Regions from separate parts of the Homo sapiens genome. Here region 2 is linked to region 1. A link is a loop called in an ENCODE intact Hi-C map of the cell type or tissue named here. Cell type or tissue: gastrocnemius medialis. All regions are shown on one strand. Each heading gives the region's core, and the rest is flanking DNA. Links, peaks and the distances in the headings are about the cores only.

Region 1 (15,821 bases), core at 5,309-13,308:
ATATTATACTACTACTTTCATCTTTATTGTTTTAAGTTGAAGCAGCCAAACTGCATTTGTCTGCAGCAATTAGGGAAGGAATATTCATTTGTAAGTTAATCCCAGTAACTAGTTCTTAGAATTGACAAATGAATAGAAAATGCTCAATCAAACCTCTGGGTAAGAATTTGAAGATTGTTTCAAGTGAGATCAGGGAAAATTGTGCAGCTAATTAAGACAACCATGGGAAAAGAGTGAACCATGATGTTCATTATGACTCAGTTCATAATACTTCTAGGTAAAGTCCACACTATTTGGAAAGCACTGCAGCATTCCTGGTGTCAAAACCTCCAAAAGCACATTAGAAAAGTGAAAGATGTTGGTCCATGATGAGCTCATCTAGTTATTTTAGGATTTCTGTAGTCACCTATGTTTGGTATTAAATGATGATAACGAAAATGCCTTTCATTATTTATCCCTGGTTATCATGCTTTCCATTCAAAATAATAAATAGAAAAGAAAACCAACTAACAAATAGCTCATGGCTGGATTTGTTCCAGTCAGTTCCAATAGAACCACAAGTTGCTAAAGAAATTTACCCATTGACAATAACAACAGCACAGCAGCGAATCTTGAGCCTTTCTTTCACACTTCCCACTGTCACTCGCTGTAGGGGCTCAGATTTTGAGAAATTTAACCTGCATGCAAATGTGTGACAGTGCTTTCCTGGCAACCTGTCATTTAATAAAGAATAGGAAATGAAAGGCCTCACTATTGCCACAAGGTTCCTTTTATGCAAGTTTCCATAACTTAGGGAGATGCCTTTGCTGCTTACTCTTTGTTTCCCTCATTCATACCACTTTGCATTACCTCAAAGCAAAGAAGGGGGACTGCTGGTCCCAGCAGTGAAAGGTCTCAGGAATGGGTCGAGATTCCTTTCAAGGGAAAAGGAAGGGCACCCTCAGATTAGATGTTCTCCAATCTGCCCTGGAACACTGAGCTGGAGCCCCAGAAACCACTGCCTAATAACAATAATTTGCATACCAAATATATTAAAGTCCTAGAAAGTCTGAAGAATACCATTTGCTTAAAGTTTAAGTAACCTCAGCAGCACTTAAGACCAAGGACTGGAATGTACAGCTGTGCAAGTCATACCCCAACTACAGGCATGTGGCAGAGGTGGGGAGTGGAGGCCAGGATCCAAGGCTGCTGCTGCCAACAGGGAGAGGCACCTTTCACTAATTCACCCAAACCCACATGTGGATGAATGGAGGCCATGAAAAGTCACCTGAACTCTTCTGCTTGATGGTGAGAATGTGGAACATGGCATCCCTCTCCCAAAGCCCCCAAGGCTTCTCAGCACCCTGAGCATCAACTCCGAAGTCCAAGTGCTAACATGCCCTGAGCCCACTGACCTCTCTAACCTCAGCTTCCCCACACCTTCCGTGCGTTATTCCTGCACCCTGGTCTTCTTTCTGTTCCTTGAAGACACCAGCACATTCCTGCTTCAGGGCGTTTGCACTTGCTGTTCCCTCTGGCTCAGTCCTGCATGTCATTCAGGTGCCTGATCAAATGTCACCTCCTCAGAGAGGCCTTCCCTGACCACCTAGTCTAAATTGCACCTTTCCTCCTCTCTATCCCTTATCTTGCCTTTAAAAAAAATATATAGCACTTACTACTTGAATTTTATATTTGTTTGTCAATGATTTGTCTTCTCGCTAGAAGAAGAGTTGGCAAATTACAGCCTGAGGGCTACGTCATACAAGCTGCCTACTTTTGTAAGTCAAGTTGCATTGGGGCACGGACACTATCATCTGTTTGCACATTGTCTTTGTTGGCCTTCACACTGCAATAGAGACTACATGGTCCACAAAGCTGAAAATATTGATCATCTGGCCTTTTACAGAAAAAGTTTGCCAACCCCTGCTCTAGACTGTAAGCCCCATGAGGGCAGGGACTCTGCCTTTTGTGTCCACACCTGTATCCCCAGCACAGAATATTGCCTGGCACTTAGGTACTCAATATCCACTGGATGCCAGTAGCAGTCCCCAAGTCCTGACAACCAAAAATGTCTCCCAACTTTGTCAAATGCTTTATGAGGGGCAATATCACCCGCTGGGGAGAACTGCTACATTAGCCTGAGTCAGGAAGACACTGGGCAGCTTGAAAGTGAAGTAGGTTAAGAACTCGCGGCCGGGCACGGTGGCTCACACCTGTAATCCCAGCACTTTGGGAGGCCAAGGCGGGCGGATCACGAGGTCAAGATACTAGTGATCAACCAGTCTGGCCAACATAGTGACACCCCATCTCTACTAAAAATACAAAAAATTAGCTGGGTGTGGTGGTGTGCACCTGTAATCCCGGCTACTCAGGAGGCTGAGGCAGGGGAATCGCTTGAACCTGGGAAGCGGAGGTTGCAGTGAGCTGAGATCACACCATTGCACTCCATCCTGGGCGACAGTCCGAGACTCCGTCTCAAAAACAAAACAAAACAAAACAAAACAAAATAAAAAAAGAACTCGCAGATGCCGCACGGGGGAAGGGGTCTATTGAAAGCCTGAGGTGATTGGGCCTCGGCTTTCTCTTGGCTTCTTTTGCTCTTGAATAAAAACCGCTGTGCCTCTTCATCTCCAGATGATCACCCAACATGATTATGACAAGTAACCGTAGAATTTGAAGAATGAACCTTAGCTACTTCCTCGCTTGGTTACCCAACCGGCCTTTCTTCCTGGGACCCATGGGGTCTGTATTATACTGAAAACCGCTGCTGAGTTCAATATGCACGAGAACAATTGAATCCTAGTAATCAATAAAAAAGAACTAGTTATTGATAAATGCAACAACATGGATGAATCTGAAAGGTGTGATACTGAGGAAAATAAGGCTGTCTCAGAAGCTGCATACTGGCTGATGCCAATACATAATTGGCAAGTGTCATTTACATGACTTTCTGGAAAAGGCAAAACAATAAAGAGAACAGATCAGTGGTTACAAGTTTTCGGTGGGGGAGAGTGTGACTACAGAAGGCAGCATGAGAGTTTTGGGGGATGATGAAACGGTTACATATCCTGATTGTGGTGGTGGTTACATGAATCCATACATGCATTAAAACTCATAAAACTGTACACCAAGAAAATGATTTTACTGTATGTTAATTAAAGAGCAAAACAAGTAGTCTTTGAAGAATACGATGGGCTTTTAATACTTGCCCATCTTCTTCTAACCACAATAAAATATTGAAAGCCATAATTTAAAAAATGCACCAGGCAACAAGGCCTTGACTATTGGTGGCAATTGAAAAGCTCAAGAGGAGAGGAGAAAGTCGATATTCTGGAACTACATGAAGAACTTTAGCTTCCTTGCTTCAATTCCTCTTTCACTTTCCATAGAACAAGGTGATCTTCACTTCTCAATCCAGGATTACCAAATTCCACCCCAGAATTGTCTGGGTTTTCTTGATGAGAAGAGAGAAAATGACTTTAGAAATCAATAGATACTGGAACAGATGTGCCAGTACACTTTGAGGTTGTGCACAGGTCACAATATTTTGTCTGATGCTCTTGTGCAGATGAAAGGGGCTCAGGGAAGTGATAAGGAAGAGCATAAAGGAGTGTGTGGGGTTAGCTTTCCAAGGTTTCAGGCAAGAGAAGGAAAAGAGCAAAATGAAATGAAAATGACTCTTGGGAGATCAATATTCTGTGTGTATTATTCATATGAACAGTATCAGCAGATTCACGCATATATGAAATGATCAATACTTCCGGGAGATTTTTTTGCTTGGCCAAAATATCTAGTTGCTCACCTATGCCGATGATGGTGAGGATGGGGGCCCAGGGTATGCATAGGAAGGCAGTGGTGACTTCTACATTGAATTGTACCCTATATGCATACAGTTGAGAGTAAGAATATTCAGCATCCCTTTCTTTTTTTTTTTTTTTGAGGAACTGCAGACTGTGGTTTACATATACATGAGAGTGCTGTTCACAGGAAAAATATTGCTTAGTTGCTTCTGCAATAAAAATAATAAGTTGCAGCATTATTGCATCAAAAAAAAAAAGAATGTGCTTGACTTCTCAGAGAACGAAATGCATGGCAACTGTAAGAATCGTAGTGTCATCCACCTGATAGTTGTCCTGAAAGAGCTGCACAAAGCACAGATGACGATGGCACAGTTGCAAACAGCAGACTTCTTTCTCTTCTCCCATCACCCAACTTTTTCAGTAACAATTTTAGATGGACAACTGAAGTGCTTGCACATTTTTTCAGAGGGAGCCTAGTGTACCAAACATCCTCAGGAGCTGTTGACTCTTTTCCCTTGGCTAAAAGTAACTGAAAACAAAATTTTAAGTTATAGCCCTTCTGTGTCTGTACGGTGCAGGCAGAGTGGGGTGGCAGAGAAGAAGTGTGTTGCAGTGGAAGTAGCTCTGACTTCAGATCATGTAGAAAGGAGAGCTTTAAATTTTTCAGTTGCATTTGACATCGTCACAACCATGCTTCCAGCTCCTCCCCCTCCGCAATGTGAGGAAAGATTGTTTTATTCTCATTTAACAGAAGCCAGAACCAAAGCATAGGTAAGCTAAGAATTTGCCAGAGATCATACAGGGGGTGGATGGGAAAACAGCACATAAAACCTGAGTCTCCTGGTTCTAGCCCCACCCACACCTACCCCCAGCTCCATTAGGCTGGCCATACGATAAAGTGTCATCTGGCTTCACCAAACACAGACCAAAAGCTAGAAGATGAAGATGGGAGATTCCCACGTGCTCTGTAGGAATCACTCAGAACTCCCCGCTCCTACTCCAGGCCTGAAGTTCTGGCACATTCCCACTTGAGAATGTTCCTGACCCCTTAAGACTTACCTCAAGTACCACCCATACAATAAGACTTTTCTGACCTATTCCTATCCTCAAATAATTGGCGACTTCCTCTGTAGAGCCAGATTATACCTTAAACACAGGGCCATTTTTGTGCCTGTAACTTTTTCACATACCTCAGGGCTTGGGTCTGGCTGTTACTCATATTCTTGAGCCTAACACGGTGCTTGTCTCATAGTAGACACTCAATGTCTGTGTGCTGAATGAAAATATGACCTGAACTTTATTCCTTAGAGGTGCAAACCAAAGGCAAGCTCAGCATGGAAAATCCTTGGGAAGTCATGTACCCTCTCTAGGCTTCAGTGTCCTCATCTGTAGAAATGAGGAGAGTAAGAAAACAATAACTCTGAAGGATTACTGTATGTAAGGTTATTGGCAAGGTGCCTGTCTCACAGTAAGCTCTTGATAGGTAGTGGCTATTTTTGGTGGCCAGTCTCCGAGGTGGGCCCAGTGACTCTGACCTCCTGGTATTCATGCCCTTGTATATAGTCCCCTCCTACACTGAATAGGACTGATCTATGTGACCAATAAGATATTGGAGAATTGCCTGAGTGTGACTTCTGAGACTAGGTTGCAAAAATTACTGAGGCTTCTGTCTTGCTCTCTTTTGGATCACTTGATCTGGGGAGAGCCAGACACCAGACACCATGTTGTGAGGACACTTCAGCAGCCCTATGGAGAAGTCCAGATGGTGAGGAGCTGGGCTTCTTGCCAGCATGAGGTGATCATCCAAGTGAGCCATCTTGTAGACTGATTCTCCAGCCCCAGTCAAGCTTTCAGATGACTGCAGTCCTGGCGATTTCTTGACTGCAACTTCAAGAGAGCCAGTTAAGCCACTCCTGAAATCTTGACTTATAGGGACTATATGAGATAAATGTTTATTGTGGATTTAAGCTGCAAAATTTGGGGGGTAACTTGTTACGGAGAAATACGTAATTAATACATGCTTATTGTAAATGGCTGTACAAATATCAATGGAGTCACCTCCTACATGGTCAGTTCCGGTTCTTGACTGATCTCTGTTCACAGGGGCTACAGGGCAAGATGACTGGTTTAACCAAATCAGGACTTCCCCTTCCCCAGATATGAAGAGGTAACTAAAGAGGACATTCTCAGCAACTTAGTATTTTCAGATCCTCACCTGACCTGAGGAAGGTGAGAATGTCTGTCATCTTGGTGCTATCTGCCACATCAGACAAACTTTCAGAGAATATCACAGGACACCAAGTCAGATAATCTCCTCTTACTTGTGTCCTGTATGTAGGTCATCTCTTAACATAGAGGGACAAGTCTTGCCCCAAGAGCTAATCTTGGGGTCCCTTCTCTGTTCCTCACCCCCAGCAGCTGGCAAACTGTCCACATGAATCCCTGGCATGAATCCACCTTCCCAAGCCTTTCACATCACAAAACTGATGAAAATGGTAACATTTTTAAAGTAGCCAATATTTGACAAAGTTTTGAGAGAAACCCTTGGTTTTTCAGGCTACACATGCCTTGGCGATATTCACAGCTTGGGTGATGGGCACAGAGACATTTGGCTTCAAGTTCTCACACAGTTGTGTTACTGTAACTCCAAACCCCCAGTCCCGTGCATTCCCCAGCGATCCTTGCTATCTCCCTAGAGTTTTGGCCGCTGCTTCTGGGGTGTTCCATTTCTCAACAATTGCTGTCATTCTTTCCTCCTGTCCTCAGTTCTCCTGCAGTCCCTGATCTGCTCTGTTCCTGTCAAAACTAAAGGTATTGGATCTCAGCCCCACCCCAAGCAAATACAATTCCTTCAGGTAACTTTCAATTGTCTGACCCTTAAGTGACCACAGACTTTTAAGGCCCCTTGAGACAACCTCAATGTAGGAATCTACAAGTGCCCTGGGCAGAAAGACAGCTCTTTGTCATACACAAAAGCATCCCTTGACTAGGAAAAAAAGGTGTCTCAATATGGGGAATATGAACTATGTCCCTCCTTCACCTCAGAAGATGAATTCTCTGCCTGCTTGGGGCACTCCTTCCTTCTGAGTAGTTGACACAGGCCACGCCTCCTTTCTTTGTTCAAGAATCCCAAAGTTCCCACTATTTTTTCCCAAGGACTTTAAACACCAATAGTCATTAGTTCTATTATGGACAGTCTGCCTTAGCTCCCCCAAATTCCCAGAGGTGCAAATATATAGACGAGACCCCACCATGATGACCTCCTTGGATTTGAACTGGATACCAAATAGGACTGTGCACAAATCTGGCCTTGACCAATTCCATTCTGTTTGAACGATTTCTCACCATTCCTACCTACAACTCTAGTACCCCATAGGTCCGCCCAATCCAGCTGTGATGGGACCATGAGGGGACATGGTGATCCTAACCAGTAGACCATTCGAAGGTGTTGGTTTGAGAATCACCCAGCATCTGGCCTGACCCAGGCCTCACAGCAAAGCCCCTTGATTTGGTAGCCAGAGGTTGCTTTCACATCTTGACATCTTCACAGTCCCCTGAAAATGGTAGCCATTTCATTGAGTCCCTGGGTGTAGTGAGTCTAATGACCTGTGCTTTAAGCACTAAAGAATGCAGTGAGTTGATTTTTCAGACTCAGCAGAGAAAGCACTGGGTAAAGAGTGTGCTCTTGGAATTATTAAATAGAATAACTCACCTCTGCTTCAGTGAAGACTGTTCCTATTATAGTAAACAATTTATCTGACACTACACTCTTAAGGAAAAGTTATTTAAGTTCTCTCCTAGCACAATACCCTCCACATTGAGGGCAGCCAATTAAGGCTTCTGCTTTGGTTGTATTGCTGTTTCCTTGGGTGGGGAGACCACAAGTTTAACTTTTGCTTGAAGGACCTCTTCCAGTGGTTTTGTCAAAGCTGTGAATTTTATTACCTCAAGTGTGTCAAGGAAGAGGGGCTCCAAATTTAGCCTAGGGCAAAAGGAAAACACAGATCAACCTGTTGCCATTTTTCTTTCTTGTTAGAGAGAAGTACTCTGTTGCCCAGGCTGTACTCAAACTCCTGGGCTCAAGAGATCTGCCCGCCTCAGCTGCCTGTGTAGCTGGGACTATAGGCACCTGCCACCATGTCCGGCTGATTTTTTTTAACATTTTTTGTAGAGGTGGGGGTCTTGCTACGTTGCCCAGGCTGGTCTCGAACTCCTGGACTCAAACAATTCTTCCTCCTCAGCCTCCCAAGTAGGCGGGACTACAGGTGTGCCACGATCCTGCTGCCATTTTTATCCACTGGATTTCCACCTACATGATTACTGAGCCCCGCAGAGTCCAGGGGTTAAACTCCACTTCAGTTTTTTCACCAATAAAACTGACAAACTAATTCATCGCCAAACTTGATACTTAATCTCTGGTAAAGGAAAGATATGTTTCAGCACCAATACTCTTTATGTTAGCCATGCCCAAATTATATAAATACCCTCAATAGCTGCAAAATGCGGGGAAGAAAGCATTTGCTGATTTTTACTCTTCCCAAAGCAAATCCACAAGTACCTTAGCCAAATTGCCTGCAACGTCTTGTAATTTCATGGTGATTTTACTTTGGAAAAGAAAAAGGAGAAATAGAAGGTAAAGTCCTAGGAACTGGACTTTATCTTAATCATCTATCTCTTCTCACACTTGGAGTGACAGGAACAGAGAATGAGGATGGAAATGGTATGATTGATACACATACAAAATCTCACCCGTGGTTAAGACTTTCAGGGGAAATTTAGACCACAGCCTCGGCTTCCCAGTACTCGCTACCCTTTGGAGTAGTTCTGTTTTTAAAAATCAAAAACACAGCATTCGGAGGCTTCAGATAGAAATTATTACAAAAAAATTGACAGAATTTCTCTTCATCAAACGTGATGCTGTACAGCAAACTTAGTTTCTGTGGAGGACAGGCAATTTTAAGCTCGTGACTATTACAGAGATGAGGAGGGAGAGGGACTAAAAAGGGTCCTTGCTTAATAAAATGAAGCCAGCTGTGAAACATTCCCTGAGATTACAGGGGCCCTCCACAGTTATGCGTGCCTAAATCACCTCGAGTCTCTTCCTATCCCAATCCATCTGACACCTGTCTCCAGGCTAATCCTTCTAATCTGAACAGCTGCCTTGGAGACGTCATGCCTTGCCTTGCCTTCAGTGACTCCCCAAGGCCTCCAAAAATGTCAGTTACGCCCTGGCCTGGCCTTTATATTGTGCAAGAATCTGGCTGCCTCTGACATTTAATCTCCCTCTATTCCAACAGAAATCTGTCACTCCAGTGCCCACACCACTTTCTGTTTACCCACCTCCACATATTTACCTGTAATGGTCTCCATTTTCTTCATCTGGAATATCTCCCTCTAACCCCTTCTCAACCACCAACTTCAACATATGATGCAAAGAGTGTGATTTGGAATTAGAGAGATCTGGGTTAAATTCTAGCTCTACTACCTGCTTGCTGTGTGTTGTTGGGCAGGTGTCTCACCTTCTCTGAACATCAGGTTCCTCATCTATACACCAAATTCTCTATACACATCAGGTTCATGGTAGGTGCTCAGTAAAGGTTAACTCCTTTTTCCTGCATGTCTACCCAAGCTCCTAAATCAACTAATTTCTATCATATGGGCCATAGCATAGGTTTGCATGTGAGCATAAGGTTTATGTTCAGTGTTGCAGATTCACCTCTATTCATTAAAGGTGTCATAAAGGAATGGGCCAGGTCAGGAATATAGAGATCATAAGACCTTCTCAGGACAAAGCTCAGAGGCCGGGGCATAAGGGCTCATTCTCTGCCAATGGCACACTGAAATTTCAGCCTCAGGGGAGTGGAACCCAATAGGAGTACTTGGAAAATAGCCAAGCAGTTCACGGACGGGAAATTATAGCATTGCCATGACTCACTGTTAGACAGTTGAAGGAGTTCCTGAATAACAATTTTTTTTTGTAATTCCTAAGAAATTTACAAAAGATGCCAATTAGCAGATTCAGTTCCACGGCACTTGAAGCTTAATTAAAAAAAAAAAAAGCAGATGCATTAGACATGCTTACAATTCCTCTCCCACTTCTAAAAAAATTGCCCCACCAACAGATGTTTAATTTGCCAGGTAATTTGCCATGTGATGAAACCCCTCTTTGCCCATATCTGATTGGTGCAAGGGTAGTCACCTGACCAAAGGGCAGCCATTCCCATAGGCTGGACAGTAACTATGAGCTATGTCCTAGTGCAAAAAAGATGAGCTGAGCCAATCATGTTCTCTGTCTTTCCTAAAACTAGGAAACACAGAAGGAATGAGCCCACAGCAACAAGAACAGAAACTGCAAGGATGCTGTGATATTATAAAGTATATATTTGGTCTTTGTCTCATTTTCTGTCATACAGCTCCTAAAATCCTTGAAATCTCCAAAGTGATAAGAGTATCTTTTGTATGCAAATGAGATGACTGGTGGCTGGCAGCCCTAGGTTGCCTCAGGATGGGGGTTGATCCCATAAAAGACCAAGGGGGGATTATAGAGTTGGAACGTTCAGCCCCATTCTCTAAACTTGGGGGAGGCTGAAGGTTAAGTTGATCATCAATGGCCAGTGATTTAGTCAATCATGCCTAAATGAAGTTTTCCTAAAACCCGAAAGTACTGGGTTCATGGAACTTCCAGATAGCTGAACAGGGGGAGGTTCCTGGAGGGCGGCTCGCCTGGGGAGGGCTTGGAAGCTCCTTGCCTCTTCCCACGTACTTCACCCTATGCCTCTTTTTCATCTGGCTTTTATCTATATCTTTTGTAACACCTTTCAGGATAAACCAGTAAACCTAAGTGTTTCCCTGAGTTCTGTAAGCCACTCTAGCAAATTAATCAAAACTAAGGAGGGGGCCATGGGACCCCTGATTTATAGCTGACTGGTCAGAGCACAGGTAAAACAACCTGGAGCTTGTGATTGTCATTGGAAGTGGGGGACAGTGTTGTGGGACTGAGCCCTCGACCTGTGGGACCTGACGCCATCTCCGGGTAGACAGTGTCAGAACTGAATTGATTTAGAGGACACCCAGCTGGTATCTGCTGCAGAACTTATTGCTTGCTTGGTGTTGAGACAATACACCCACACATTTGGTCGCAGAAGCGTTGTATGTTGTGAGAGCATAGTGAGAGAAACAGAGTTTGTTTTTTTCCTATATCCTTAGAGATGCCCTGAGGGAAGGAAAGTCAGGGACATAGCAAGCAAAACCTATGAGTAACTCACAGTTAGGGAGGTTCAGAAACCTCTAATAAGCAGGATAAGCCAGGCGGTAGAGAGGAGATCTGAGCGGAAGCACGAGGAAGAAGAAGCCGTGAGAAAGCGATGGAGACAGTACTGGGTCCCCAGAGCTGACCAGTTTCTCAGGTGACCTCAGTCCCCAATACTATCTCAGTTCCTACAATAAAACCCTCTGGTCTCAAGCTCACTTACAGCAGTATTCCTTAAAAACAAAAGAACCCAACTTAGGAGGAAAACAGTGACACATTTTACTGCAAGAAAATAAAATACAACTACTCTGAACACATGCACTATTACACAAGTCACAAACCCAGGAGAATCATGAGGATTTATTTTTAATAAGACACAAGGTGCAGGGTTAGACTGTCTTAAAGGACAGACTGTTTTCTCAGAGTATTGAAAGAAGGGGGCCTCTTAGGATTTCTGAGAGCAGCCACTAGAGTGTGAGACTTTAGGAATGTTTCCACCTGCTCCGAGGACTCTGACCATCCCTGGCAGAAAATGCCAGAGTTACTTGGTAGAGCCCTCGTTGGCAATGAGAAGCAGCGCAACCTGTGCCCTGGGATGGGCGTGCGCCTGCTAGCCCTGTGACCCTCAGCGAGTCACTTCATCTCCTTGAGACTCAGTTCCTCCTTTGTGATAGGTGACAAGCAAAGTGACTTCTGGGATATTAATCTTCTAAGTAAATGTCTTCTTTCAACTAGATTAGGAAAGGAGGCAGCCTAGAAGAAGAAAGACTGTGGCCCAGTAGTCAGGAAAGCTGCATTTCGGCCTTGTCACTTGCTGGCTGGGCAAGCTGAGCAGCTGTCTGACTTGTCTTGGTCTCACCCACAAAATGAGGAAGTTGATTTGTGTCTCATCAAAAGGGCATTTTCACTCCAAATTCTGTGATGCTAAGACCTAAACATTCCTCAATCTATGATTCCAATGGCTCTTAACATCTGTATTTAAAATTCTTTGCTGTGTTTTTTTCCCCACCCTTGACTGTGTAGAAAGAAGTCTGTGCCACAATTTCTAGGAGAACTTATTTATTTCAATTTGTCCAGTTACAGACTAAGTATAAAGAATGTTGGGGGAAAACCTGGTGTGAGTTTCACTCCAGCACTAGTTGGAACAGACATGTGAACTAATTTGGATTCCTAACGGCACAAGATCAAGGCTGGTTGCTGATGGAGAACTGTGAATCTAAATAGGAAGACAGACCAGGCCATATTCAAAGGAAAAGATGTGTCCTCTTCCCAGAAAACTATAAATCCATAAATGGAAAGTGAAGGTGTGATTCGCAAAGTGATCTTGAGAAGCATTTTAAATGTCCTTCTCAAAAATATTAAATTTATTGGTAGAAATCAGAAGTTTTGAGGTCCGTAGACACAGTGGTAGAGGCCAATAGAAAAAGCCAAGAACAAACACGGCTAGTTATAAAAGAAGTTTAGTGTCCTGCAATTTCAGTAAAAACCTAAAGGCACACATGACTCCAAGATACTGAAGGTCAGTGACTTTCATTGTTTCACCAGTTAGTTAAATGAAGGTGCAAGACTCTACAGTAATGCTCATTTCTTGTTTCTGTGGCATGAGGCACCAAGAGCATCAAAACCTCTCGAGATACTCTGTACTAGGCGTCCCACAGAGGAACCAGTGCAAGCACTGGACACTTTCGGGTATAGCCGAAGATCACCTTGAAGAACGATGAACTCAGAAGGACAAGTGCTCCCCCTGCAAACTTTAGTCCACTCTCCGCCCCAAGCTCTCTGTGTGTATGCTGGGGACCAACAACACTTTGATAAAGCCAAGGCTGTGGCTATCACCATGTGAGCTTTGGGGTGCTGAAGAAACTCAACCAGAATAAGAAGCTCATCAAGAAGTTGGCCATAAAGTATGATGACTCTGATCAAACACATCCTCAGCCCCAGCCTGAATAAAGCTGGCAAATTCCCTTCCCTGTTCATGCACAATGAAAACATCGTGGCCAGAGTTGATGAGGTGAAGTCCACAATCAACTTCCTGACGGAGGTGCTGTGTCTGGCCATGACCAATGCCATGTGAAGATGACAGACGATGAGCTTGTGTACAACATCCTTCTGGATGTTAGCTTCCTGGTGTCACTGCTCAAGGTGAATTGGCAGAATGCCCAGGCTTTATACATGAAGAGCACCATGGGCAAGCCCCAGCACCTGGACTAAGGCATGGCCTGGTAGGTCCTAGTGCCACCAAAAAACAAAAAACAAAAACTAATGAACTCTACAGTAGCCTATTATATCTGATTACTTTAGATCAACCACCTCTCTGCGTGGCTGATCTAAAATAATCAAGATATAGGCTGGGTGCGGTGGCCGACGCCTGTAATCCCAGCACTTTGGGAGGCAGAGGCAGGCAGATCACTTGAGGTCAGGAGTTCGAGACCAGCCTGGCCAACATGGTGAAACCCCATCTCTACAAAAATACAAAAATTAGCCAGGTGTGGTAGCCTGTGCCTGTAATCCCAGCTACTTGGGAGGCTGAGCTGGAGAATCACTTGAACCCAGAAGGCGGAGGTTGCAGTGAGTCAAGATTGTGCCACTGCACTCTAGCCTGGGTGACAGAGTGAGACTCTGTCCCAAAATAAATTAAATAAATAAATAAAATAAAATGATCAGATAGAAAAGGCATGGACTAGTAATTCACAGAATAAATACCTGTAGGCAAGAAAGATATGAAAAGGTGTTCAACTGCAATGGTCATTAAAATAACATTTAAAATGACCTTTTGTTTTTTGCCCATAAGAGTGACAACAAATAAATAAATGGCATCCAGTGCTGGTAAGGGTGTAAGGAATTAGCCAATCCTATATACAGTAGGTAATATAAAATTTTAAATAGGCATAGCCATTGACCTAGCAATATCAATCCTGGAAGTTCAGCCTTGAGATATTCTTCTGTGGGCATTTACTTAATAATGTTGATTTGCTCTTAATAGCAAAAACTAGAAGTTACTCACATTGGTAGTGGGTTAGTTAAAAAAACTTTGTCCATCCAAATAATAGAGTACTATATATCCCTTTTTTAAAGGGTGAATTATACCTAAATGCACTGATGTGGGAAGATTTCCATGTAGAAAAACAAGTTTTAGAAGACAATGCATAGTATGATCTGATATTCTTAAAAGGTGTACACGTGTGCACACACATTCTAAAGGGTCCTTGCCAACCTCCATTCCTTGCATCTCGCCACGCCCACCTCACACTTCGGATACCAGCGCCATAGGGAACCTCCAGCTTCCCTGATGTGTCATGCATTCTCTTAAGAACACGTGCTCTCCATCTGCCTGGAGCCCTGACCTCCTGCTCGGTGCCTGCCTAATTCCTCACCTTAATCCTATGTTACTGCAGGAATCTGGAAGGGTATACACCAAACTGTTAACATGGATGTTCCTGAGGTTGAGGTGTCAGGGTATTTTCACTTTCTGTATCATACTTTCCTGAATTGTTTGAATTCCTAATAATAATACATTGTAATTATTTTATGATTAGGAAAAAAGAACACTGCAACTATACAGACAACAACTGAAAAATAAAGAGATCAGAAGATCAGATTTTTGCCTCTTGTCCTACAACTATTGCTACATTCTGTCGTCTGTAAATTTCTCCAGTTCCAGTTAGACAGCACCCATCTGTGGACTCACAATCTCCAAATAAAGCCTGAAAAATCTAGGATAGAGGGAGTGAGATAGAGAGGAAAAGGAGGAGGTGACTTGCCAGTGATTTAAAAAGACAGAGCTTACTTCCAAATTTGAGGTTAGGAGACTTGAGTATTTTCAGTGCTACGGAATGAAAGCCCAGGCTTTGGTTCATTGCCCAGCTTCTCAGAGAAGCTAAAGAGAAATAACTTTACTAGGATCCTAGATACATTGTTTTAATTTACTCTATATTATTTAGCACCCCATACCAAAAAGAACTTCAAAGAATGTCCTTTTGTTAACTATAAAATAAATCAAAACTCAACCACTTAATTGATTTTAGGAAAACAGAGTATATTTGTAAAACCTTAGGTATCAGAATATTGAGGTTATAATCTGAGTCTCGCAATAACAAGTAGCGTTCATGTTAGCACATTCCACCCTAAACACAGCAAGTTCTTCTTTATTTTCTTCCTCTCTGTCACCTGCTGACCTCCCCACCCTCCATGCAATGAGGCTCTGGGCTCCATCGATTATCTTTCCTAAGTGCCTCTCAAATCCTTCCATGGCCACTGCTCTACCTTGGGTCCACGTCCTCTCTCGCCTAGACCACTGCCTCACCTGGTCTCCTTTTCCCGAGTGTTCTATTCTCCACATTGCAGCTACACTACTCTTAAAGTGCAAAATGTGAACATGTCCTTTCTCTGCTTTAACCCTTTTGGTGTCTCCCAGAGCTCACAAGACAAAGTCTGAACTCTGAGTCTAGGATAAGGCTTAAGAAGGCTTTCTTACTAGGCACTACCTTGGTTAGAGCAGTGATTCTCAACCCTGAGGTTTAAAAACCATTGTTTTCAATGCCAATGCATTTTGAAAACTCATCCCAGATGATTCCACCCCAAGAAGCCAGATGCCTTTAGTGAGAGAAACGCTGATGAGGGACAAGATGCTGTGTGAGGCCAAGAAGAAGGCAAGTCAGAGGTCCAGAAGTGGATGCAGCCTGGAATTTGGCATTAACCAAAGCTGGCTTTCCAGTTCAGGTTAGGCCTTTGTTCTTAGGATTTGCACCAAATAAGACTCATTTCATCTCATCGCCTGGTCCGGGAGGAAGGTG
Region 2 (15,821 bases), core at 3,733-11,732, 250 kb after region 1:
CCTGCAGTGCAATAGCTGCAGATCATGGCTCACTGCAGCCTCAAACTCCTGGGCTCAAGTGATTCTCTGCCTCCTGAGCAGCTAGGACTACAGGCACTAGGTACACGCCACTACGCCTGGATAATTTTCTTATTTTTCTTTTGTAGAGACAGGGGCTTGCTGTGTTGCCCAGGCTGGCCTCGAAGTCCCAGCCTCAAGCAGGATCCTCCTGCTTTGGCCTCCCAAAGTGTTGGGATTACAGGTGTGGGCCATTGGGCCCAACTCAATGTTTAAACATTTACTTCATGGAAAAACAAGGTGTCCTTGCACCTCAGACTTCATTTTTTCAGGAGTTCAGGTCTATTGCCTAGTGCGCTGAGAGCTGGCTTCTGGTCTTGCCAGTTCTAAGATGAATTCAGATGTAGATGAGTTCTAAGATGGAGCACAGGGTGCCCTGCCCACTCTCAGCTCAAGGTAAAATTCCACCCTCCCAAGGATGTTCAGATGACAATCACTCAGACCCCAGATGACAATCACTCAGACCACTGGAAGGAAACAATTGTTCAACAGACCAAAAGTGATAGAGGCAAATGGTTGATAATGGTTGGAAATAATAGAAAAAGAAATCTCCTTTTTCTCTATCTTTACAGATAGATCAAGCACACATTTGAACAATTTAAATGAAAGAAATGGAGGATCTATGTTTTATAAAACAAAAATTCACAAAATACTAGGAACAATTTTTCCTTACATTTTGTGGAGACCACAATTTTATCATCTAAGAGTTTCTGTCCCTCGATCTCAGCCTTGCTTACCCTCTATGTCATTGATGGGAGGGACAGAACAGTGAGAGAAATATTTTCACTCTCGCTGCTTGGTCCAGGAGTTGGGTTACAGTCACGTGGCTCTAGAAGTGTGGAACCAGCGGATTTATATTTTTAGAAGCAACTGGCAAGGTATATATGGAAAAGAGGTCAAAAAGGATAGGGGCAAAGATTGGGCAATGTGTAGTCACTTCCTTTTCTAGTGTCATCTTACTTTTCATGTGTTAACCATGTGAGCATTTCTTGTTTCCCTTTAGATACAAGGAAAGAGGGCAGGCAGGAATTAAGTGAGTGGTGTAATCAGCCCAGCAAGTTTCTACCAATGGTTGATAATTCAGCCCTCCTAACTTCAGATCCCTTCTCCTGCCTTGAACCAGGGCCATTTCCTCTTTGATCAAATGCACCTTGTTAGGGTTTATGGAAGCAAACCTTCAGAATTCAAAAGGCGCTTCCCAAAAGTGCCATAGTCATTTACTAGAAATTTTTATGAAAGCAAGACTTTTTTTTGTCATCCAAAGAAAAGATGCTATAATTTCCTCTTTTCTGTCTAACAGTAATTATGGCTGCCTAAGTGAATGAAGATGATTCTTCAGAAATGGAGATGGAGAGAGCCTAAGTGCCCCACTCTTTGCCAGGTGCTTCATTAGAGAGGCCAGGGAAAGTCACAGCAAGGAAGAGCATGTATAGCTTATAACAACAAGCAGCAGGAGGGCAGCCTTGAAAGCCAGGCCACTCATTGCCTTGAGACAAAGCTATTCTAATTCTTCTGTCTTCCCCTTGGCCTCTCAACATCTGAACTTTGCGGACTCAGCTCAGAGAGAAAGAATTACTGCAGGGCAGAGGAGATAGGTACACTCACCACCATAGCTTAGCTGGAACGAGAAAGAAACAGGTCATAATTTTGGGGAAACCAAAGAAATGCCAGCTCTTTTTCCTGCCTTGGAGAAATTGGAAAGGGGACAGAGAAGTGAAAGAAGGCAGAGGGGCAAACAGTAAGACCTTTTCCTGACTACTCCTTCCTGAGGCTTGGCCTGCAGGAATGGGGATGACAGGTACAAGGAGGAGAGCATGAAAGGCAAGGGCATCTTCTTTCAGTTCCCACGTGGGATTCCAGGAGTAGAGGTCAAAACACATGGTCACACAGAAGGAGGCCTGATTGGTACTCAGGAGCTAACCCAGTTCCTGCATGGGATGAATATGGAATTGAAGGTCACTGGGGTGGACAAGCTGACCTCATAGCAAAGGATGAGTGAACCACTAGCCCAGGGCACTGCTGGAGAAGTCACAGAAATCCTAGGACCTGCCTCCTGTGAGATCTGAAAGGAAGTTGAGTCCTTAAGGGGGAGATGGCCCATCCTTCCAGGGAGCATATGCAAGCCAAAATAACAGATCACAAGTACTGGTCAAAAACAGCAACTGTGGAGGCCACTACAGCACCCAGAAACCCGAAAACCAAAGGCACCCAGGTCATTGCTTTAGAGGCCAATCAAGAATAAGCCAATACAAACAGAAAACCAGCATGAAGCTAAGCATCTCATCTTTGCACAATGCCATGAGAGTATATAAGGTCTCTCCCCAAACCCCCATATTGGATGACATCTTAGGGAAGAAGTAACCTTCCTGGAAGATGAAAGCAACCTCCAGAGACTGTTTTTATTCAAATGATGCATTGCCCACAGAGACCATTTAAGTTATTGTATCAGACTCAAGTTTAGTGGTGTAAGGGCGTGATAGAAAAATCAAATTAGCTATTAATATTATTTGTCAAGCCATTAAGTACAGAAAAATTGAAGAAGCTCTATTCTCTCCAATCATCTTATTTGTGCTGTATGTTAAAGTTTATAAATATCCAGTATAGTATGGGGTCTATCTCCTAATGTTTTTGTTTTTCTAGGATATTAGTAATGTGTCCCATGATTTTATCTCATTTTAAAAAATCACATCCGAGGGTGTCTACACACCTTGGAACACCAGTTTTTTTTTTTTGTTTTTTTTTTGAGACGGAGTCTCGCTCTGTCGCCCAGGCTGGAGTGCAGTGGCGGGATCTCGGCTCACTGCAAGCTCCGCCTCCCGGGTTCACGCCATTCTCCTGCCTCAGCCTCCCAAGTAGCTAGGACTACAGGCGCCCGCCACTACGCCCGGCTATTTTTTGTAGTTTTAGTAGAGACGGGGTTTCACCGTTTTAGCCGGGATGGTCTCGATCTCCTGACCTCGTGATCCGCCCGCCTCGGCCTCCCAAAGTGCTGGGATTACAGGCGTGAGCCACCGGGAACACCAGTTTTAAAAGCAGATCCAATACTGAGACATAATGATATAACACTTTACTGATAGAACAAAGGCATTTCAATAGTTTAAAGGGAAATGGAATAAAATGCAGATCATCAAGTGAAAGGCCCTACAGAATCACTTAACTTTCATTTTATTTTTGTCTTCTTTGTAAAATAAAATTGTTACTTAGCCTGGAAAAGTTTCAAAAGATATGGTAATTTCCTAAATATGTTCACATCTCCTTGCCAAGAAAAAAATACCTTTCAAGATACAAAAAGAACCTGTACAATGAAAGCATCCAACCACTGTCACTGATCTTTCAAGAATTTTGAAAAATGGGGAAAACTACAGAAAAAGTGAATATGGTCACATGTAGAACAGATGTTCAAAAAAGAAAGAAGGTTGATGCTGTAAACTAGAAGCTGGTGACCTTGATATCAGTCCTAGACCAGAGTCTAGAATGGAGAGTTGGGGCTGGTCCCTGCTCCCTTAGCACGGGGAATGATGATCAGTTAAAACCAACACAATTTCACTATGTGTTCGTAGTGTTCATTTGTTCAACTTTTGCCACACTGGCCCTTTTGCTCTCTGTGGCAATGGTGCTAGACTCATTAAAAGCATGCTTTAGAAATTTTGCTGTTGAATTTTAGCAAGGGATTTGGCAAGGTGATCTTGCTGATGGAAAAGAAGGAAAAATGTGACTGAGTCACAGTACAATGGGCTTGTAACTTGATCAGAATAGTGACCAAAGCCAAGCATGATGGTTGGTCTGGTGTGGGTTGGAGCTCTCTGTCCTTGGCTTGGTTCTATTTTTTGAGGTAATGACTTGAATAAAAAGAGCAATGGCAGCTGATGAAATCCATGGGCGGCATGAAGCTTTAAGGGAATGGCTAATATATTTGGGGGCAAGATCAGGATCCAACAAGATTCCAGTAGGCTAAAAGGATGAGCAGTTCCAACCCAATTTATATTTCATAGTCCTGCTTTTTGGTGGTGGGCCCTCTGTGTCCGTCTTCCAAGAAAGATCAGCAACAAAAACATCACATCAGTACAGAGGACAAAATAGCACCAAGCTCAAGATTATCTGCTCTGGAGTCAGACCCGTTTAGGCAAGTCTCTACTGGTGGGAGCCTCAGCCTAACCCAGTGTGGAGCTAAGGTTACTTACTACCTCATTGGGTTAATGAGAGGATTAAATGAGATGCAAAAGATTCAAAGCATTTAGCACATTGTTTTGCCTATAATAAGCACTCAACAGATAATAACTATATATAGGTACATACACACACGGTAGCTTAGCAGGAGCATGTGTGAAAAAGACTTGTAGTTTTAATTGACTCCAAGTTCAACATAAGCCAGTGATCTGATGTAGCCTCCAAAAATAACTGATCAGACTTCAGCTGTCTTTAAAGAGCCATGGTAGGCTGAATATGTGTAGTGAAAATTCTTGCCAGATTCCACATGGACAGACCACAATGGGAGCCCCATGCTCTGCTCCCAGTAATTCACCATTAACGCGGACCTCAGTAAACAGAAACCCATCCAGCTAGGATGACCTAAGACAACAAGGGCGCTTAAGACCTTGGCCTATGAAGAACTGGACTTGTTTAGCCTGGAAGGACGAATACTTAGGGCATCATGACAGCTGTTTCACATATTTTTAGGACAGTCACATGAAAGAGGAATTAGTGTTCAATGTGGAGCTAAACTGTTATACAAAATCTTTTTACATAGGAAATGCCAGGGGCTTGGAAATGGCACTGATTAAAAGTATAAACCTTAGTAATGAAACAAGAGGTTTCACTATGCCTTGAAAAAGTCTAGTTTAGCCTTAAGCCATTTTTTTACATTGTTAAGATTAGGAAACCTTCTCTCTGAAAAAGCTGTTTCCAGAGATTTTGATCAGCATTATGATTAGGTACACACCGTCACCATTCCATTTTTAGTGGGAAGAAAATTAAATAAGGGAAAGGCACTTCAGTAATTTTCCCAGGTCTGAGGGGATGACTAGAACCCACCACTCCATTTTTCTCACTCTTCACACCTGTCTGCTCAATTGATGGGCTATGATGCCTCTTATCTCAATTAGCAACCTCCTTGGAGTTGTGAATATGGTGATGGTTTGAGATAACATTCCTCCCCACCATCCTGACTGTTTAAGCTGTATTCCCATCAATACTCTTAAAGATCCAGCTCATTAGAGTAGTGTGATGAAAGCATTTTGGTGGAGAGGTATGCAGCTGGCTGCCATGCGTGGAACCCAGAGCAACACTTAGTGACTTCAGCTTGAGCACCATCTCAGATTCTCATTTTTACATTGCCTTAAGACTCTCGCAGTTTTAAAATAAGCTACATTTTTAAAAGAACCAGAATCAAGTAATTTGTATTCTGGTCACAATATAGGGCTTTGATGGAACAGGCTTAGATTCCTCTCACCTGATCACTGCATCTAAATGAGAAAAAACGGAATCCCATTCACAATGCAAATATTACAGAAAACCAGAAACCATTCTGCCTTATAATCAAAACGAGAAAGCTGTTATTGTAGCTCTGCACCATTTCCAGAGGCTATTAATTCACTGCAAAACCCTGTCCTAAAATGAAAGCCTCGGCAGCATGACATTGTCTCTCCTAAAGAACCACTTTGTCTTAGCAGCGTCGCTTCCAAAGTCATGGATGAAGTTGGCTGACAAGAACTGATTTGGGCACTTTGTTCTGGTCACATACTTTTCTAGAAATAAAATATTAATGTGAGCCAGAGTGAGGCAGAAATTAAGTAATTCAGACAATGACTGCCTGGTGACATTTATTAGAGATAGAAACTATTAGAGTGCTTTTCTGACTTAATAGTATATTTTCTAATCATGATGAACTTCTTGAGGTAAGTCTAACACCATTAACTGTTGATTCTGAATATTTAAAGCATTGTTTGAAGAATCTCCCCAAGGGTTTAAATTTTTTTTTCCTTTCTTCCGTAGGATATTATATGGCAGCAAACTTCAAAGGATCCAACAGCGATTTTCAATTATATGTATTATTAGCTCCATAATCAGCCAGCATATTAAAAAGAGCAAAGGCAGTAACTTTGAGCACTTGGGATTGGCATCAGGTTTCAAAGTTACATTTGGCTCTTGTGCAGGGTAACAGACTTGGTGAAGATTTTTATTCCAGTTCTTTATTATTTTGTTTTGTCTCATTTCAATTCTCTACCAATGGTTTTCAAAGTTTCAGACAGCATTGTTGCCTTCACCCCAAGGTAAAAATCAAACCAAAATGTTTTAGGTGTTTCTTTCTTTTTTTTAATGATTTTTGGGTTCTTATACCACCAGTCTGTTTCTCTTTGTTTTTTCTCTTGGATATTTTTTCTTGAATTTTGGCATTCATTTTAATACATTGAATTATTAGATCATTGCTAGATCATTTCTAAAAGTATATAAAATTACACTGTCATGAATTTTAATGATGCTGATTGCCACTGATATAGCAAAACACAAAAGAGTTCTGATCATTGTAGGGCAATGATACCACCCTGAATTGAGAGTCCTGAGGAAATAGGATCAGTGCATCTGGAGGTTTATTTTTCCTTTTGGGCGGGGGGTGGTTTAAATGATGATTTCTAAGCACCATCTCCAATTTAACTGGAGACAGCACTCTCCATCTCCAATCCTCGCACTTCAGTGTCATAGCTCTGCTATGAGTCAGTTTCCCAAAGAGGGGCTGGAAATTTATTCGGAGTAGAAGAGGATGTTGCTTATACAAACAGTCACATCAATCAAATGCTCTGGAATTCAAAACAACTATAATGACTTGATTCATGGAAGAATGTTATGTGCTTTAAAAACCAAGGCAGCATTGTTAGGTTGGGGGGACAGGGACAGGCACACTAAAAAGAAACAGAGAAGAGGATGGGGCCTGAGATTGGACTAGGGAGGAGAGGTCTGATGCCGGGGCTCCATCCAAAGCAGGGCATGTTCAACTATTGGTATCTACTTCTCTGCAGTTTCCAAGAAGAAAAAGAGCTTCAAGCAACCAGCCTTTTACAGACACTCGTTCACAACCTCCCAGTGATTTACAACCACAGCCAGGGTGGTTATGGCTGGACCAGGCCCAGCAACCACTCTCAAATTTGGCCGTGGGGCAGCAGCCAAATTTCACAGGCTGGTTACAAAATTCATGCAGCATGGTGATCATCCTCAGGCTTAGAGTGAGTTGGGCATATTGAAAAATAGAGCAATGCTTCAGCTTTCATTTGCCACAAGGCAAATGCTCGGAGATGGCCCCAAGGTCAAGAGCCCCTTCCTCCCAGATGGCTGTCTTGACCATGGTTTCACAGGCAACTTTTGCCTTCAATTCTGCAGAACTGTGCTGGGGGCATGTACTACAGATGGCTTGTTGGCTCCCATTTTTCCCCTGTCCCCTTTATAATTTAGAAAGAGGCTTAGCTCCTTATCTAATACTTGGAATGTGATACTCAATGTATATTAACTGCTGAACTGAGAACATTTTTAACATTCTCAATTGTAAGATAGTAGGGGCAAGGCCTTAGTCAGCAAATAGAGGCTAACATATTTTCACCTACTAAAATTGCAAGATATTATGAAGTGTGGTAACAGACAATTCATAGCACTTCATGAGACATACAGGTTACATATCCAAAGTGTACCTCTCCTGCTTTATTGTGTCATTACAGACAACAGTTATATTTACTACAGATATCTACAGGTTGAGTGAGGAAAGCACTGCCAAGTTAAAAATAAAGATGCAGAAACTCACCAAACCCCGTCTCTACTAAAAATACAAAAATTAGCCAGGTATGGTGGCGCATGCCTGTAATCCCAGCTACTCGGGAGGCAGAGGTGGGAGAATTGCTTGAACCTGGGAGGCGGAGGTTGCAGTGAGCCGAGATCACACCACTGCACTCCAGCCTGGGCAACAGAGCAAGACTCCGTCAAAAAAAAAAAAAAGATGCAGAAACTCAGGTTAGCCCAGAGCCAGTGATTTTCCAGTTACAAATCAAAGCCTGGCAGAACTACACAGAGAAACCAATCCCTTCTAGTCCTTTGCTTTCTTATTTCACTGATGTTGATGGAGAGGATCAAGAGCTTGGTTTACCATGAGAGCAAAGGAAGAGTAGTGAAAATTTTACTGGTTCAAGTAATTTAAGACAATACAGAAATGCACTTTGCAAAAAGACCATCAAGAGTTTAGATCAACAAAATAGAGGGTGTTGGGTGTGCCAACAGGCCCCTAGCCTCTGTTTCACCAAAAAACCTCACCATAACCTGCAAAAAGAAGAATCCTTTGAATCCAAGTCTGTCTTAACCAATAAACAGGTCCAATGGCCACACAGCCTCACCTCTCACCACTCCCACCTCTACTGAGATTCAAAAGCTGATAGAAAACTACTTGAAGTCTGTGGATAAAATGAATTTAAAGATATGAGGACTAAGAAAGTGGTGAGTGCTGAATATTTGTGGTTCACTGAGTTCTTTGGAGAAAAAGTGAAATATACCAGTATAAATTTACACTGTTATTACTAATTGTCCAAAATTCAGGTATTCTTCCTAGGAATACAGCTAGCAAGGGAGGTGAAAGAGCTCTACAAGGGGAACTACAAACCACTGCTCAAACAAATCAGAGATGACACAAACAAATGGAAAAACATTCCATGCTCATGGATAGGAAGAATCAATATCATTAAAATGGCCATATTGCCCAAAGCAATTTATAAATTCAATGTTATTCCCATTAAAATACCAGTGACTTTCTTCACAGAACTAGAGAAAACTATTTTAAAATTTGTATGGAACCAAAAAATAGCCCAAATGTCCAAGGCAATCCTAAGTAAAAAGAACAAAGCTGGAAACATCATGCTACCTGACTTCAAACTATACTACAGGGATACAGTAACCAAAACAGCTTGGTACTGGCACAAGAAAGACACATAGACCAGTGGAACAGAATAGAGAACTCAGAAATAAGACTGCACACCTACAGCTATCTGATCTTCGACAAATCTGACAAAAACAAGCAACGGGGAAAGGATTCTCTATTTAATAAATTGTGCTGGGATAACTGGCTGGACATATGCAGAAAATTGAAACTGAACCCCTTCCTTACACCATGCACAAAAATTAACTCAAGATGGATTAAAGACTTAAATGTAAAATTCAAAACTATAAAAACCCTGGAAGACAACCTAGGCAATACTGTTCTGGACACAGTCACGGGCAAAGATTTCATGACAAAGACACCAAAAGCAATCGCAACAAAAGCAAAACTTGACAAGTGGGATCTAATTAAACTAAAGAGCTTCTGCACAGCAAAAGAAACTATCATCAGAGTGAACAGACAACCAACAGAATGGGAGAAAATTTTTGAAAACTATATTTCTGACAAAGGTCTAATATCCAGCAAGTATAAGGAATTTAAACAAATTTACAAGAAAAAAACAAACAACCCCATTAAAAACTGGGCAAAGGACATGAACAGATACTTCTCAAAAGAAGACATACATGCAGCCAACAGGCATATGAAAAAAAGCTCAACATCACTGATCATTAGACAAATGCAAATAAAAACCACAATGAGATGCCATCTCACACCAGTCAGAATGGTTATTATTAAGAAAGTAAAAAAAAATAAATAAATAACAGATGCTGGTGATGTTGTGGAGAAAAAAGAATGCTTATACACTGTTGGTGGGAGTGTAAATTAGTTCAACCATTGTGGAAGACAGTGTGGTGATTCCTCACTGTGGCAATTTATATTCCTTTGGATATACACCCAGCAATCCCATTACTTGGTATATGTCCAAATGAATATTGATCATTCTTTTATAAAGACACATGCACTCGTATGTTCATTGCAGTATTATTCACAATAGCAAGGACTTGAAACCAACCTAAATGCCCATCAATGATAGACTGGATTAAGAAAATGTGGTACTTATATACCATGGAATATTATGCAGCCATAAAATACAATGAGATCATGTCCTTTGCAGGGATATGGTTGAAGCTGGAGGCCATTATCCTTAGCAAACTAATGCAGGAACAGAAAACTAAATACTGCATGTTCTCACTCATAAGTGGGAGCTAAATGATGAGAAAACATGGACACATGGAGGGGAACAACACATACTGGAGCCTATCAGAGGGTGGAGAGTGAGGGGAGGGAGGGGATCAGGAAAAATAACTAATGGGTACTAGGCTTAATAACTGGGTGTTGAAATAATCTGTACAACAAACCCCCATGACACAAGTTTACCTGTGTAACAAACCTGCATTTGTATCCCTGAACTTAAAAGTTAAGAAAAATTCTCACTCACTCACTCTCTCCCTCTCTCTCTTAAAAATGTTCTTAGGAAATATTTCTAAGCATTCACTGGTCTTGAACTTGACAAGAAAACCTGAGGATCCTTTTTTCATGGAAACACACACCTTGTCTTTACATTTGGCCTGTTGTTTAATTTCACCTGCTTTGGCTTCTAAGGTTAGCCATGCAATTTTAGGGCAGTGCCAATGGGAGGGTTATTCAGTACTTTGTCTGTTGCATCTGAAAGCCATACTAAGGGAACTTGGCCTAATACAGTGGTGTTGGAATCCAGTTCTTTCCTTGCAGTAGAGGGGAAAACAATCCTTTTTTTAAGTTGCATACAAAAGCATGTGCAACTAGTTCCACAGGTATTGCAGAATGCAGTTATCTTTCCCCATATAGACACTGTTCCTTTAATCCTAGAGGATTTTCCTGTAAAAATATCTATTTTAAAAAGAAAAAAAAAAAGGAAGATTTCTTTCTCCCTAAGAATCTCACCCCAAACCAAATCAAAACAAAACATTAAAGAGTTCTTAAATTAAACATTTTTTCAAGATCAGATAAGGGTCTTCCAGGCCAGAGAGATGCAATGGAAAATATTTTGGACCATAATTGGACTTTCTAGGAATGAAAAAAGCAATGTTGAGTTCCCAATGTTTACCTTTGACATTCTTCTCTTATAGCAGACTTTTGACTTGGAACCTTGTCACAGGTCCACCTGTCACTGCCCGAAGAATAATGTAGCCCCATCCCAGGACAGAGTCTAACCAAGGCATAATTTCTACAGTTGTAAACTTCCTGTCCACAGGCGAGTGCAGATTGGCTAATGCATCCACCCTGCCATGAACATCATAAATATCACAAGCAATCTCTCTTTCTTAACATGGTTCCCTCCAATTTACCCCATTAGCAAACAAAACTGAAAGTTAAAATGGAAAGCTTGAACATCAACAATATGTCAGCCTGGTATTCACTTACACATATTCACATGCATGCACTTGAGCAAGATGTGTCCAATTCTGGAAAAATTGTGCTTTATAGTTTGCAAAAAACTTTCATGCCCATCCTTACAACTGTGAAGTGTATGGGGCCAAGAGAAGGAGTGCTGGTGGAAGAGGCAGCTATAATTACCTGTATTATCTTCTTAGGTGAACCTAAGGCTTGCATAAGTAAAAGTGATTTTTTCCCATGGTGTCTGAGCTAATAAATGATACAGTGAGGAGTATAACTTGGGTTGTCAGATCCTTAGTCCAGTTACCTTAAACCCTACCACTCATTTTGCCTCCGTCTCTAATTTTGACTTTTTCTGCAGCCTATAATCCTGCTGGAGTTTTCCCCTTATAGAAATAATTGAGCAGACAGATTTGAAAAAGCCCAGGGATTATGCTCCTAGAATTTGAGAGAACTCGCACACACACACACACACACACACACACACACACACACACACCCCACCATGAAACAGAAAAGATTTTCTCCTTGTGCCTAACTCCATGGTAAGTCATAGAATTCTCTCTTCTCTCCAAATTTAGGTTAGCTGTGCCTCCTGTGGGTCACAAGCTCCCTTTTCTTCCTCCAAGATAAAAATTGAAGCAACTCTGCTGTATGCTGAAGAGCTTAAGGAAGGAATCTCTTAGCCACCAAATGGAAATGAAAGCTCCAACCCAACTCTAGTATGTTAATATATATCCAGTCCCCAGAAGTTCTTCAACCCATATGCTGAATTTCCTATATATAGGGCAGCATGACTCTTCCATACAAGGAATTTTTAGGATGAAGAGAATATTTAGGTACAAGAACACAACCACCTCTGAAAGAGTTAAGTTTGTTCCAAAAGCAGAGAACACCATGCTGGTCATGCAGTGGTGTGTCTGGCAGCAGCAAGCTCTTGCGTGAATTTCTGAGTGTGAGACTTAGCCGAGAGCTAGTTCTAACTCCTTCTTCAGTTTCAAATGCTACACATAGAAATAAGACTGTGGGAGCTATGCCCCCACTTCCCCTTCACCACCTGTTTCTTGATGCAGTGGCTTATTTTCAGAGCCTTCCCTGCCAGTAGGGCTCTCTGCATGGACTCCCTCTGTGGCAGAAGGCAGGGGCATTTTTCACACTGTGTTTTTCAAGCTGGCACTCCCAAGAGAAGATGAAAAATTGATTAGCTTTCCTAAGTATAGCTGGAAATGAGTGATGCCAAGGGGCCACAGTGTGGCACCTGCCGGCAAGTGACACTTTGCTGTGAGAATCTTTTGACCTGGTTATCATGACAGCCCCAGAAACCCAACTCCAATGTCAGTGCATCCCAAGTCAATGGCTTGAGAGCTTCTATGGGGCTCATTTGTCACATTCACCTCTTAGCTGACTTCCTTCTTAATAAGGAAAAGCAAGCCAGCATTGCTGTGCTGCCATGTGCGTTGGAAGGCAGTGGGAGCTGCAGAAGTCCCCTTAGGAGCTCCGTACTTGCCTATCATATAGAAGAACCACATTGAAAATTGAGTGTATAATTCATATTTAATGTATAAAATAATTTGACATTTATAAAAGCTGTTCACATTTCTAAGCACTTCTACAATCATTGTGCAATAACTAGAATAAGTTTGATAAAGTTACAAAATCAGACTCCCATCCCAGAGTTCTCTCCAAATTATACGTCACAATTTCTACCTAATCTCCTCACAGTCATGTTAGAACTGACCTGATTGTTAGAGGCTAGCGTGGCTTTTATTGTTGTTGTTACGTTTTTTTCATACTTGTTAACCTATAGTTAAAAATGTAGCAACCCGATAGTCAGACAACATCATTCAATTATAACTTCCCGTGCACCATAACAGTCTTTGAATTCAGTTGTGTGTGGCCCTCAGCACAGATGATTTGGTTGTCCAAAAACATTAGAACATTAGAACCTGAGAAATGCTATTGATTATGGTACCAGTTTATGATGTTTTGACCATGATTTAGGATATAGCTAGTTTTATGCAGAGTTATTTAGATTTTATAATTGAATATTTTACTTCTCTGTTAGGGAGAAAAATTCACAGCATATTAAGCTAATTACAAGGCAAATACAAATACCCTGACACTTAGGGTAGAGAATTCATGCAGGAAATGCACCATCAGTGAAGTTACGGGAAGGAAGGTGCACCCGATCGTGCTGCTGTAGACATGGGGTGGCCTGAAGACAGGACCCTCAGGAAGCAGGCAGAGAGGACTTTATTTTTTCCTACCTGAAGTACTTGCATATGTGGTAGAATTTCCTCTAAATTTACTATGCAGCATCATTTTCTCTATATTCCATTTATTCTGCCAAATCACTTATTCTTTGTATGGCTTTGTTTTGAAAGGCAGCTCCCAATTTCCAAAACAGTATGTACACACGAAGCAATATTCACAAACAGCCACAACCAGCTTTCCTCCATATTGGTTCTCACCTCCCAAGTTCATCCAGGAGAATTGCTGATAATAATCAAAGAAAAGGAGTTTTGTAGAATCTTCCATCTCAGGATGGAGAGAAAGGAAGATGCGTATTACAGATCAGGGTCCCAGGAAGCAGACTCTGAGGTGGAGATTGGGGTGCAATACATTTACGTGGGAGTGAGAAAGGCAGGACTGGGCAAAGGGATCAGCTGGGCTGTGATGCAGCCACAACAAAGGCCTCAGCCAAGCCCACAGTTGAGCTCTGGAGCTTGACTGGCCTTGCAGAGTTGTCCTCAGTTGGAGCAAAGGGGCCAGGGTTTTATATTGTGAATACCGCCGTATCAAGCAGTCATGGGATACAGGCTGCCTCAGGAAATTGAAACGTAGCCTTGGCTTAGGCACCCTCTTGAGTTTAGGCAGACCCTGGTACAGGGGCTCAGCTGTGAGCTATGGACAATCAACACTCCCAGCAGCTGCAGGAACAAGTGCTTCAGTCCTGAAGGGGCGGTGAGCAGCAGTGACTACTGGGAGCTGATTCCATTCGCCCTCTTTGGTCAAAGTCTCCCCCTTCTGCCTAGTTGGAAGTCCCCCTTGCTCTGTTGCTTAGCTAGGAATGTGACCAAGTAAAGTTGGGTTAGAAAATATTCTTTCTCTTTTTAAACTATGCAAGAATTTCTTAAGAGGACCACTTTAAAGGGCAGATGAGTTTTGCTTATGCAAAATATAACTTGACTTACCAAATGCAACTGCGTAAAGAGAACATTCCCAGAGACACCTCCATAACACAAGGCTGAATGCACACTTCCACGTACATGGACCGTGCACTTTGCATGATGGTTTTCTACAGAGGACTTTAGCTTCCAGTGAGATCAAAGCTCGCCCTTCTTCAGAGCAACTCATGGCCTGGCTCTTGAGCAGCTCTGGGATGGAAAATTACCATGCTCGACTGAACACAATATTCAGATTGATATACTTGAAAAGTCACCTTTTTAAAAAAGTAGTGTTGAAAAATCACACATTTTCTACCATAAGAAGTGAAAGCACATATACCTTTTAAAAAACTTCACAGGCTGAACATGGCTTTGGGGTCACAAACTCAGTTTCTAAACCTGGCTGTGCTATCTATGAGTTCTGTGTCCTCAAAACCAATCCCTTATCCTCTCTGGGTTCCAGTTTCCTTGCCTTGTTAGATGAATTGTAAAGATTGGGGGAATAGACGTGGAAATGGTATGTAAATTGTAACACACAATTAAAATGTCTCATTACACAATGTTAGCACTGGGAAGAAGCTTAGCAATCATCTTGGCAAGTCCTTCAGTGCCCAAATTATCAACAGAGTCCCATGGAGGTCAGAGGTCTTGCATATCTGGTCAGCGGCAGAGCGGGGCCAGCATCCAGCCCTCCTGACTCCCCAGCTAGTACTTTTCCACAACACAGTAAGTCTGCTTCTTATCCCTCCTCCCCACCTAGTTTCTCCTGCTGCAACATAAGGAGACTGTGTGTGCTGCTCACACCCATAGAACCATTGAGAGGATTACAAAATGGCATCATGTTTGCCAAAACTTGGAGCCTATAATCTGGAAGCAAGACAGTCTTCAGATCTGAAGAACTATTGTGCAAAAATTGTTACCAAAGTCATCATGCTGAAATGCATCTTAGGTCACAGTAAAGAGGAGAAAAGGAGTTCATCTTGTGTCAGTAATAGAATCTCTGAGCACGCACACCTATTTGTGTATGTGTAGGTAGTCACAGAGAGGGAGGCAGGGAAAGGAGTGAAACGGAGAGAGAAAGAGAACCTTTTGAAAAATCAACTTACTGTACCATATATTTTATATTATTTCCTGTCCTACTTATTTAATAAGTCTAAATTGAGACTTTTATAATTCCCTTGCATCGTGGATAAGCTCTCAGCATCTTGAAGTCCTGCAGGGCCTGCAATTTTTCTGCCTCTCTGTAGGTACTCATTTCCAAAATTTCATTACCATCCCACATGTGAGTCATCCACTCCCATGCATTTCATTTAAAA

What was found. Hi-C counts contacts between places; a loop is a spot of excess contacts. Peaks named below come from ENCODE experiments on the same cell type or tissue, not always from the same donor. Only the 100,000 strongest peaks of a DNase experiment are listed, where the experiment ranks them.
Region 2: it touches region 1 in a loop (2.9-fold over the local background); 4 of 110 quality-filtered maps call a loop at or near these places.

The regions. Positions count from the first base shown.
Region 1 is chr5:72,369,155-72,384,975 of GRCh38, forward strand. It overlaps the pseudogene RPL10AP8. Among named protein-coding and RNA genes, the nearest start is that of PTCD2, 57 kb to the left of the region's middle. In gastrocnemius medialis, for the core only: no CTCF peak of the experiment used is centred there; DNase peaks (open chromatin) are centred at 8,967, 9,637 and 11,832; H3K27ac peaks cover 4,032 bases.
Region 2 is chr5:72,617,955-72,633,775 of GRCh38, forward strand. The region is part of intron 7 of TNPO1-DT (TNPO1 divergent transcript); the gene reads right to left. Among named protein-coding and RNA genes, the nearest start is that of ZNF366, 120 kb to the left of the region's middle. In gastrocnemius medialis, for the core only: no CTCF peak of the experiment used is centred there; a DNase peak (open chromatin) is centred at 7,207; H3K27ac peaks cover 4,239 bases.